2 separate regions of the Homo sapiens genome follow, and region 2 is linked to region 1. A link is a loop called in an ENCODE intact Hi-C map of the cell type or tissue named here. Cell type or tissue: tibial artery. All regions are shown on one strand. Each heading gives the region's core, and the rest is flanking DNA. Links, peaks and the distances in the headings are about the cores only. Region 1 overlaps ADGRV1 (adhesion G protein-coupled receptor V1). Region 2 holds the start of LOC107986432 (a long non-coding RNA gene).

Region 1 (4,406 bases), core at 226-4,225:
TTAGAACAATACAAAGAAAAATCACAACTTCGATGGCTTCCCCTTGCTTAAAGATTGAAGCTCAGCATCCCAAGCATGGAAAGCCGGCGTTTAAACCAATCTACCCTTTCTGTCTCCTCTCCTACAACTTCTTCTCTAATTGCAAGACCTTTCTTTTTCCTTCTCAACACGTTGCTTAATCTAGGCGAGATTAGTCATTTTCCCTTCTTGCAGCCTTGGCTAACAGTTTTCTCTGCCTGAAATTCCCATCTCTAACCATACACTCATTTATTATTTAATAAGCATTAAATGTGTCATAATCTCAGGGGCAAGTAAAATGAATGAAGTATATCAGGTCTGCTCAGGGCTTGGAAATTGCTGCCATGCAAATACTGCCTTCAAAAAAAGCCAGCAATTCAGGTTTTTAATGTGAAAATTCTCAATTTTAAAAGTTTGAAGCAACTATTTGAAAATCTAAAACAATCTTTCATATAACACTGTGTGTCTGCCAAGCAAAACACACCTGCAGGCTGTCAGTTTGGACCTTGTTCTTAGTTCCACTAGGCCCTAGGGATCTAAAGGTGACCAAGACTGAGCCTCTGCCCTGATGGCTCTGCCCTGATGGTCAACAGGCCCCTACTCACTCTCAAAATGCTCTCTTTACATGGCACCTGCCATACTAGATTCTTAGAGCTGATTGTTCACTCTTTGAATCATCAGATCCCAGAGAGGCCGGACTGTCTTCTTTACCACCTGGCAATAGTAAGTGCTCACCTGTAACTATAACCACAGACAGTTGTCTATATAGAAACTTGTAGCAACTTGGTTCTAAACTTTTAATTGTTTTGTATTTTCCCCTTCCTAAGTTGATAATGTCCTTGATTAGGCACCATCATGTAAGCTATGATCTAACTGAAGAGTTTGTCTGCTCAGGTGCAAACCTAAAAAATGACTGGAGTCACATTTCAATTGTATGCTACAATTCTGAAGGTGTGTATATGTCTGTGTGTTTGCCACACATGATCCTTGCAAGATGGTAGCCAAAAGAAGGACTATTTAGAGATAATTTAATAAATTTAAGAAATTCTTTTAGTCTAGGACAGATCGTTTCACTTTGGAAAACAAGGAAAATGTGTTCATTTGTTCCATTTGTTAATATCAGGGTGCAACATTTTTCCATTTAACAAAAGTACTAAAAATCTCAGCTTTCATTTTTGCTGCAGTTATATAATTTCTAGTTATCCAAGCATGCTTATAAAACTAATTTAAGCTGGGCACTGCTGGACTTAGGGGATGTCAGTCATGTTTTAGTGAACCAAACACTCTCATTTCACTAAGCATCACACTTAAGAGGGGACTGCTTGAACATCACTATTTCACTCCTCAATTGATCTAATTTCTAGACCCAGCCACAATCCAAATATGTGCATTGATCTTACATGACTGCCATTTGCAAAGTTGATAAACATCAATCCTACTGAAAAAGAAATATGTTTGTGTAGTTACTTCGATGTTCAAAATGAAGGAGAATAAATATTTTGTCTTCCCTAATTGTATAATGAGCAAGTTAGAATCCCAGTCATATTTCAAATGTTAAGGATTTAGGTTCCTATCATTTTATTTTACAACTCTATATGATGTTATTATGTACACAAATTCACCTGTGTGTGGATGCTTGACTCTTTAATATTGAAATTCTATGCCTTGTGTTCATTAAGATAAATGTATGTTGTCACTAACCAAATTGTAAGGCTTACCTGCAGACTGTTGAAAATGACAAAGAGAACCAACATCCAGAAGTGTCTGTAGGCCATGTGTAGTCCTCCCCAAAGCCATGTCACGGAAATCAGAGCAAAGAGATATAAAATCAGTGGAATTTCTAGAAATAAAAAAAAAAGAATTTTTGAGCTTCAGAATACTGCACAGTCACATGTATACACAGTTATTTTTGGCTTCTTTCTGTGGTATTCTAGTGCCCATTTTGAGAGAACAACCTTGGAAATCCCATTCTTATGCCAGAGGGGAGAAGGCACATTGCTGAGTCCACATTCTGTTTTGCAAATGGGGCTGCTGGTAGGCCCAGGGATGGCTGGGGGAGGATGAGAACTGTTCCTCTCCTAGACTACCACCTGCTGGACTGTTCAGTAAGTACCACAAAGCAACAATGGATTTGTAGAAATCTCCTTAAAAGACTGTTCCACCAGAAAATGGCAGGCAGTAGTGTGCTCCCGAAATTAGCATATTCCAACCAGGCACTTAAGAACAGAAATTATATAACATCGTGCGTGTGTGCGTGTGTGTGTGTGTGCATGCGCACGTGTGTGTGTGTTGGAAAAACCTGTACTCACATCTTTTTTCTGACTGAGAAGACACCAAAATTTATTGGTAAGTTTAAGAGCAAAGATGAAGTGACTGATTCATAATGATCAACTAAACTTATTCTACACATGTTCTAATGCAGTTTGTTTCAGACGTTTTCAGAATAGATTTTCTCAGGGCCAAGGGACTTTATTACCCTTTCCACTTGTCTATTTTGAGTTTTCTTTGCTATCTGAGTTTTAGAATAATAACCATATAGAGGCGATCTTAATATTTAAGTGACAAGTTATATAAGATTTAGAAAGTGAATCGGATCTTTGCAGCCACAAATAAACACATTTTCAAGCTGTTGAAAGACATCAGGGTAGACCACACCACTGACAACTTTCATGACAGACCTCAAAGCCCTTCTTTACCCACTATCATCAATTAACACCTAAAATCCTCGTCCACTATGGAAATTTAAACAGTTGCTTACAACTTTAGCAATTTTCAAATTTAATTTTACTTGGAAACAATCTCAAACATACAGAAGACGTGCAAGTAGAGTACAATGAGAAAGTTTTTTTTTCCCTGAATTAATTGAAAATTGTGAATCTGATCCCCCATTACCCTCTGAATAATGTGTATTTTCTACAAAGACATTTTCCTACATAAACATGATGCCATCAAATTAGGAAATTAACACTGATATAGTACTATCATTCTCAGATTCCATTTTATTATACCAGTAATTTCCTTTTTAGCAGAGAGATCCAGAGATCCAGTCGTGTATAGTTGACACGTCTTCGTAGATTCTTAATCCCAAATGGGTCTTCTGTGTGTCCTTGACTTTTGTAACCCTGACACTTTTGATGATTACCAGCCAGTTTTTCTTGCAGTGTCCTTAAATTTGAGTTTATTTGATTTTTCTCGTGATTAGATTTAGATTATAAGCCGTTAGAAATCACAGAAGGGATGCTGAGTTCATCTTACAGCATTCTATAAGGTGACGCAAGAACTCAATTTTTCCCGTTACTGAAGATGTTCATTTTGGTCACTTGATTAAGATGATGGCTGCACAAATTCTTCACTGTAAAGTTAGCATTTTCCCCTGTGTAATTAAGAAGTTTTATATGTGGCATTTCTTTGAAACTATGTAAATATCTTTTTCCTTATCAAATGTTTGATTTATCCACTTATTTATCTTCTAATGTAGACTAATATATTCCTGCTTATTTAGCATATTATCCATTATTCTTTCTTTTCCCCTTCCTTCCTTCCTTCCATCCTTCCTTCCTCCCTCCCTGCTTCCTTCTTTCCTTTTTTGTTTTCTTTCTCTTTTCTTTTTCCTCTCCTTTTCTTTCACATAGGGTCATACAAAGTCTTTCTCCATTGCCCAGACTGGAGTGTGGTGGTGTTGTCACAGCTCACTGCAGGCTTGACCTCCTGGGCTCAAGCCATCCTGCCACCTCTCAGCCTCCCAAGTAGCTGAAACTATAGGCGCATGCCACCACGCCCACTTAATTTTTGTACTTTTTGTATAGATGGGGTTTCGCCATGTTGCCCCGGCTGGTCTTGAACTTCCGGGCTCAAGCGATCCGCATGCCTTGGCCTCCCAAAGTGCTGGGATTACTGGTATAAGCCATGGTACCCGGCCACTATCATTGTTTATTTCGATGCCAAGTTGTCCCTAGCAGGAGCCCTTTCAAGATGGTTTCTGTGACTTTGGTTATATCCTCATCATTCTACTAGCAGTTGTTTGCTTTTTGGCCCAAGATGTTTCAAATATTCTCTGCCCCAGTCCTGGTTTCTTTTAGGGGAGAATGGTATTTAGAAACTGTGATCTGGGGCTAGGTATGGTCACTGCTGTTGCTGCTCCTAAGCTCTCTTAGTAGATAGAGGATACACATGCATATGCACACACAAACACATTTAGATCTGTTTTACTCTATCTATCTCTATATATTGAAATTCATTAGTTCATTTCAATGCTTCTAATTCCAACCCAACATCACGGGGTTAATTCCAGTTTTCTCCCTTTCCATATTTGTAACTTTTCTGTGTTGGTAAGAGATCTACTTCTCATTATTCTTGAACTCCTGGACTCAGGTGATCTGCCCACCTCG
Region 2 (4,406 bases), core at 123-4,122, 160 kb before region 1:
AGCTAGGATTTATAGGCACAAGCTAAACAATCTATCCACTTTTAACAATTTATGAAGATAATTAAAAGACACATATAGAGCATTCCAAAACTAAATGTAGCAATCTACTGGTGAAAAATTCCTAGTTTTCTTTCAATCCAATGTCCTAATTCCTTAAATGTAAAAGAGCAAATTTCAAATATACAATACATCTCATTCTTACTCACTACATCTAAACACAGGTGAAAACAAAACAAAACAAAACAAAACAAAGCAAACTCCCCGCAACAATGGTATCTACAACTCTTCATAAGGCTTATATCCTTACTAAAATATTGTGGTTCATGCAGTTCACTTTCTATTAATAGAACAGCCTGATGACTCATTTTGCACATTTAGAGTGTAATGAGGATTTCCAGATCTGCAGTACCTGTGATGACCATAAATACCTCCTTCAAATTAAAACACATTTTTTAAAAAATAGTTCTTTGAAATATTATTTTGAAAAAGATAAAGTATGATTTAGGTACAGTAATTTTTATGCATTTTAGTGCATAGTTTTGTAAGCTTTGACAAACGCATACAGTCATGTAACCACCACCACAATCAAAATACCAAGTAGTTCCTTCACTCCTCAAAGTCCCTCCTACCTCCCTCCAACCTCGTATCCTTTTGAAGTCAAACACACCCCTGCCCTGCAGCCCCTGGAAATCACTCATCTGTTTTTTTTTTCTGTATAATTTTGCCTCTTCCAGAATTCCATGTAACTGTTATCAGAGAGTATGTAGGCTTTTTTTTTTCATTTAGCGTAATGAATTTGAGATTTATCAGTTTTCCTGAGTACATCAGTAGTCTGTTCCTTTTTATTGCTGATAGTATTCCATCATACAGATATGCCAGAATCAGCTTATCCAAATATTGATATTTAACCATTTATCAAGACCTTATTTTACAGACAAGGGTAGTTTCATGACTTTTGAAATTACACATTTTTTTTTTCTTGAGATGGAGTCTCATTCTGCTGCCCAGGCCGGAATGCAGTGGCACCATCTCGGCTCACTGCAACCTCCGCTTTCCGGGTTCAAGTGATTATCATGCTTCGGCCTCCTGAGTAGCTGGGATTATAGGTGTGCGCCACCATGCCTGGCTAATTTTTGTATTTTCAGTAGAGATGGGGTTTCACCATGTTGGCCAGGCTGGTCTCCAACTTCTGACCTCAAGTGATCCACATGCCTGGGCCTCCCCAAGTGCTGGGATTACAGGCATGAGCCACCACCCCTGGCCTAGGCATTTATTAAGAAGGAAAAAAGGGGCCAGGTGTGGTGGCTCATGCCTGTAATCCCAGCACTTTGGGAGGCCAACGTGGGTGGATCACGAGGTCAGGAGTTCAAGACCAGCCTGGCCAACAAGGTGAAACCTCGTCTCTACTAAAAATACAAAAAAAGCCGGGCGTGGTGGCGGGCGCCTGTAATCCCAGCTACTCAGGAGGCTGAGGCAGGAAAATCGCTTGAACCCAGGAGGCGGAGGTTGCAGTGAATACAATAAAATACACCCATAGAATGGCCGATATCGCGCCATTGCACTCCAGCCTGGGTGACAGAGCGAGACTTCATCTCAAAAAAAAGAAGGAAGAAAGGTACATTCTCATAATGCCTTAAATTAGTTACTTGGGATTTATTTGACAATGATTAGGAATAACTGTTTCAAAAGATATATTTTTTCATATACCTTAGAAAACAATAGATATTTGTTCAACTCTCTAATTGTGGGTTTGCATTTGAAATGTGTATTGTGATTCAAAAGTTTTCTCTACCTAGAAGGGGAATACAACACATGGAAATTATTATTGCTGGTGACACCAGATAATATTTTGCCTAAACTCCTGAGGTGAGTGCTCTATGAAGACCCCATTCAACCCAGACCTTTGAAATGGCTCACTTCCCATTTAAACTCTATTAATCTTCTACCTCATGGAGGCAACAGGTGGTTTAGAAAAGAGCCAATAGAAAGATAATTTTTGTCCTTCAGGATCAGTGCCAATGGAAAAAAGTGACCTGAAATACAGATCTCAGGCCTGACATGATGAAAATCTAGTGCCACAGCTGTTGTCTCTCAGAACTGTCACTCATCATGTTTTAATTTCACAGTTTTGATTTAATCTTTTCTAAATACAGCACTGGATAAATACAGAACAAGATAACAAGAGTTCCCAGCAAAGGATCCAGGTTGGTATTCACACTATCCTCTTTTCACCTCTTCCCCAGCCCTTTGGGTTTTATTTTCTGTGGTGGTTGCATCTCCAGCACCACTATATTCCTGAGGGACAGGGCTTCTTTACCAGCTCTTGAGCCTAACAAGAATCCTAGTGGTTTGATTTCAGTGTGATTTATTTATCTTTCTTATCAGGCTAACCAGAATGCTTTTATCAGCCATGTTAATTTGTAACACACAGTGGAATTGGGTTTGTAGTTGAAAAAAAAAAGTTTTTCAATGATGTACCCCTAAGAGCCCCTCTTTTCTAAGCTCTGTAATGAAAAATACTATTGTCAGCCATGGATTAGTTCTTTTTCTTATGAAGCTACCTTTAAAGAACTACAGTGAGTTATAATTTACATACGATAAAATGCACCCATTCTAAGCATACAATCTTGATGAACGTATATGCTTGAGTAAACCACTACTATAAGATATGGAGCATTCTCCCCGTCACCCACAGGCCTCCCTAATACCTCTTTTCAGTCAGTTCTGCCTCCAACCTGAGTCGCAAGCAACTGATCTGCTTTCTAACATGATAGATTGCTTTTGCCTTTTTCAGATTATTCTGTAAACAGTGTGTACTCTTTTTGGCCTGGCTTTCTTACTTAGCATAAACTTTTTGAGATTCATCGATGTTGTTGCATGCATGTGTAACTTGTGTTTTCTGTTTTTCCCCAACTGAGTTTTATTTCATTTTATGAATACACCACAATTAGTTTATCCATTTTTTTGCTGATGAACATTCGGATTGTATCCACTTTAGGGCTATTTTGAGTAAAGCTGCTATGGACATTTGTATGTAAATCTTTATGTAGTATTCATTTCTCTTGGGCAAATATCTAGGAGAAAATGGCTGGGTTGTATGATTAAGTATATAATTTTAGTCATTTTAGTGGGTTTGCAGAGGTATATCATTGTGATTTTAACTTGCAGTTTCCTGAAGACTAAGGACAAGACTAAGGACATTGAACAGTTTAATTTATCCCTATTTCATATTTTTTGGTGCTGTTGTGAATGTAATTGTTTCTTTAATTTCATATCCAAGGGATCTTGGCTAGTATCTAGAAATACAATTGATTCTTTAATATTGACCTTATTTTCTATAATTTTGCTAAATTCACTTATTTGTCTCAGTAGTTTATTTGGGATTCCTTAAACTTTTCTATATGCACAATCATGTTGATGGGTAAATACAGTTTTACTTCCTCCTTTCCAATCTTGCTTTGTATTTTTTTTCTTGCCTTATTGTAATGACTAGGATTTCCGGTACTTTGTTGAATATATGTGATAAATGCAGACCATCCCTTTGTCTTTGGAGGGGAAATACTCAATATTTCAATATGATGTGTGATGTTAGCTCTAGGTTTTCCACGGGTGTCCTTTATCAGATTGAGGATTCTCTTTTCCATCCTATTTGTTGAGAGTTTTACCATGAAAGGGTGTTGAAATTTGCCAAATACCTTTTCTGTGTCTATTAAAATGATTATATATTTTTTCTTCTTTATTCTATTAATATGGTGAATTACATCAACTGATTGTTTTTTTTTTTTTTTTTTTGAGAGAGTCTCGCTTTGTTGCCCAGGCTGGAGTGCAATGGCATAATCTTGGCTCACTTCAACCTCTGCCTCCCAGGTTAGAGTGATTCTCCTGCCCTAGCCTCCCAAGTAACTGGGATTATAGGCGCGTGCCACCACACCCGGCTAATTTTTGTATTTTTAATAGAGACAGGGTTTCACCATGTTGACCAGGCTGGTCTCAAACTCCTGACCTCAGGTGATCCACCCACCTTGGCCTCCCAAAGTGCTGGGATTACAAACATGAGCCACCGTGCCTGGCCATATCAACTGATTTTGAATGTCAAATCAAGTTTGAAATCCCGCAATTACAAATACATGGTCATAGTCATGACATATTAATCCTCTTTATATATTGCAGGATTGATTTTCTAATAGTTTAATGATTTTTTTCCTTTTGTCTATGTTCAGGAGAGATTAATCTATAGTTTTCTTTCTCATGATGTCTTTAACTGGTTTTGGTACTGATATAACGGTGGTCTTGTAAAATAAGTCAAAAATGGTTCACTCTTTCTGTTTTTCTTATGCAGTTTCTGTGGAATTGGTATTACTCTTTTATTGATTGTCTAATACAGTTCACTAGTAAAGCTATCTAGA

Evidence for each region. Hi-C counts contacts between places; a loop is a spot of excess contacts. Peaks named below come from ENCODE experiments on the same cell type or tissue, not always from the same donor. Only the 100,000 strongest peaks of a DNase experiment are listed, where the experiment ranks them.
Region 2: it touches region 1 in a loop (2.8-fold over the local background); 3 of 110 quality-filtered maps call a loop at or near these places.

The regions. Positions count from the first base shown.
Region 1 is chr5:91,099,671-91,104,076 of GRCh38, reverse strand. ADGRV1 (adhesion G protein-coupled receptor V1) reads right to left here. Exons shown (of 90, transcript NM_032119.4): 87 at 1,737-1,858. Among named protein-coding and RNA genes, the nearest start is that of LUCAT1, 210 kb to the left of the region's middle. In tibial artery, for the core only: a CTCF peak has its summit at 2,114 (motif pointing left); a DNase peak (open chromatin) is centred at 2,156; H3K27ac peaks cover 544 bases.
Region 2 is chr5:91,262,461-91,266,866 of GRCh38, reverse strand. LOC107986432 (a long non-coding RNA gene) reads left to right here and starts at 1,594. Exons shown (of 7, transcript XR_001742795.2): 1 at 1,594-2,204. In tibial artery, for the core only: no CTCF peak of the experiment used is centred there; no DNase peak of the experiment used is centred there.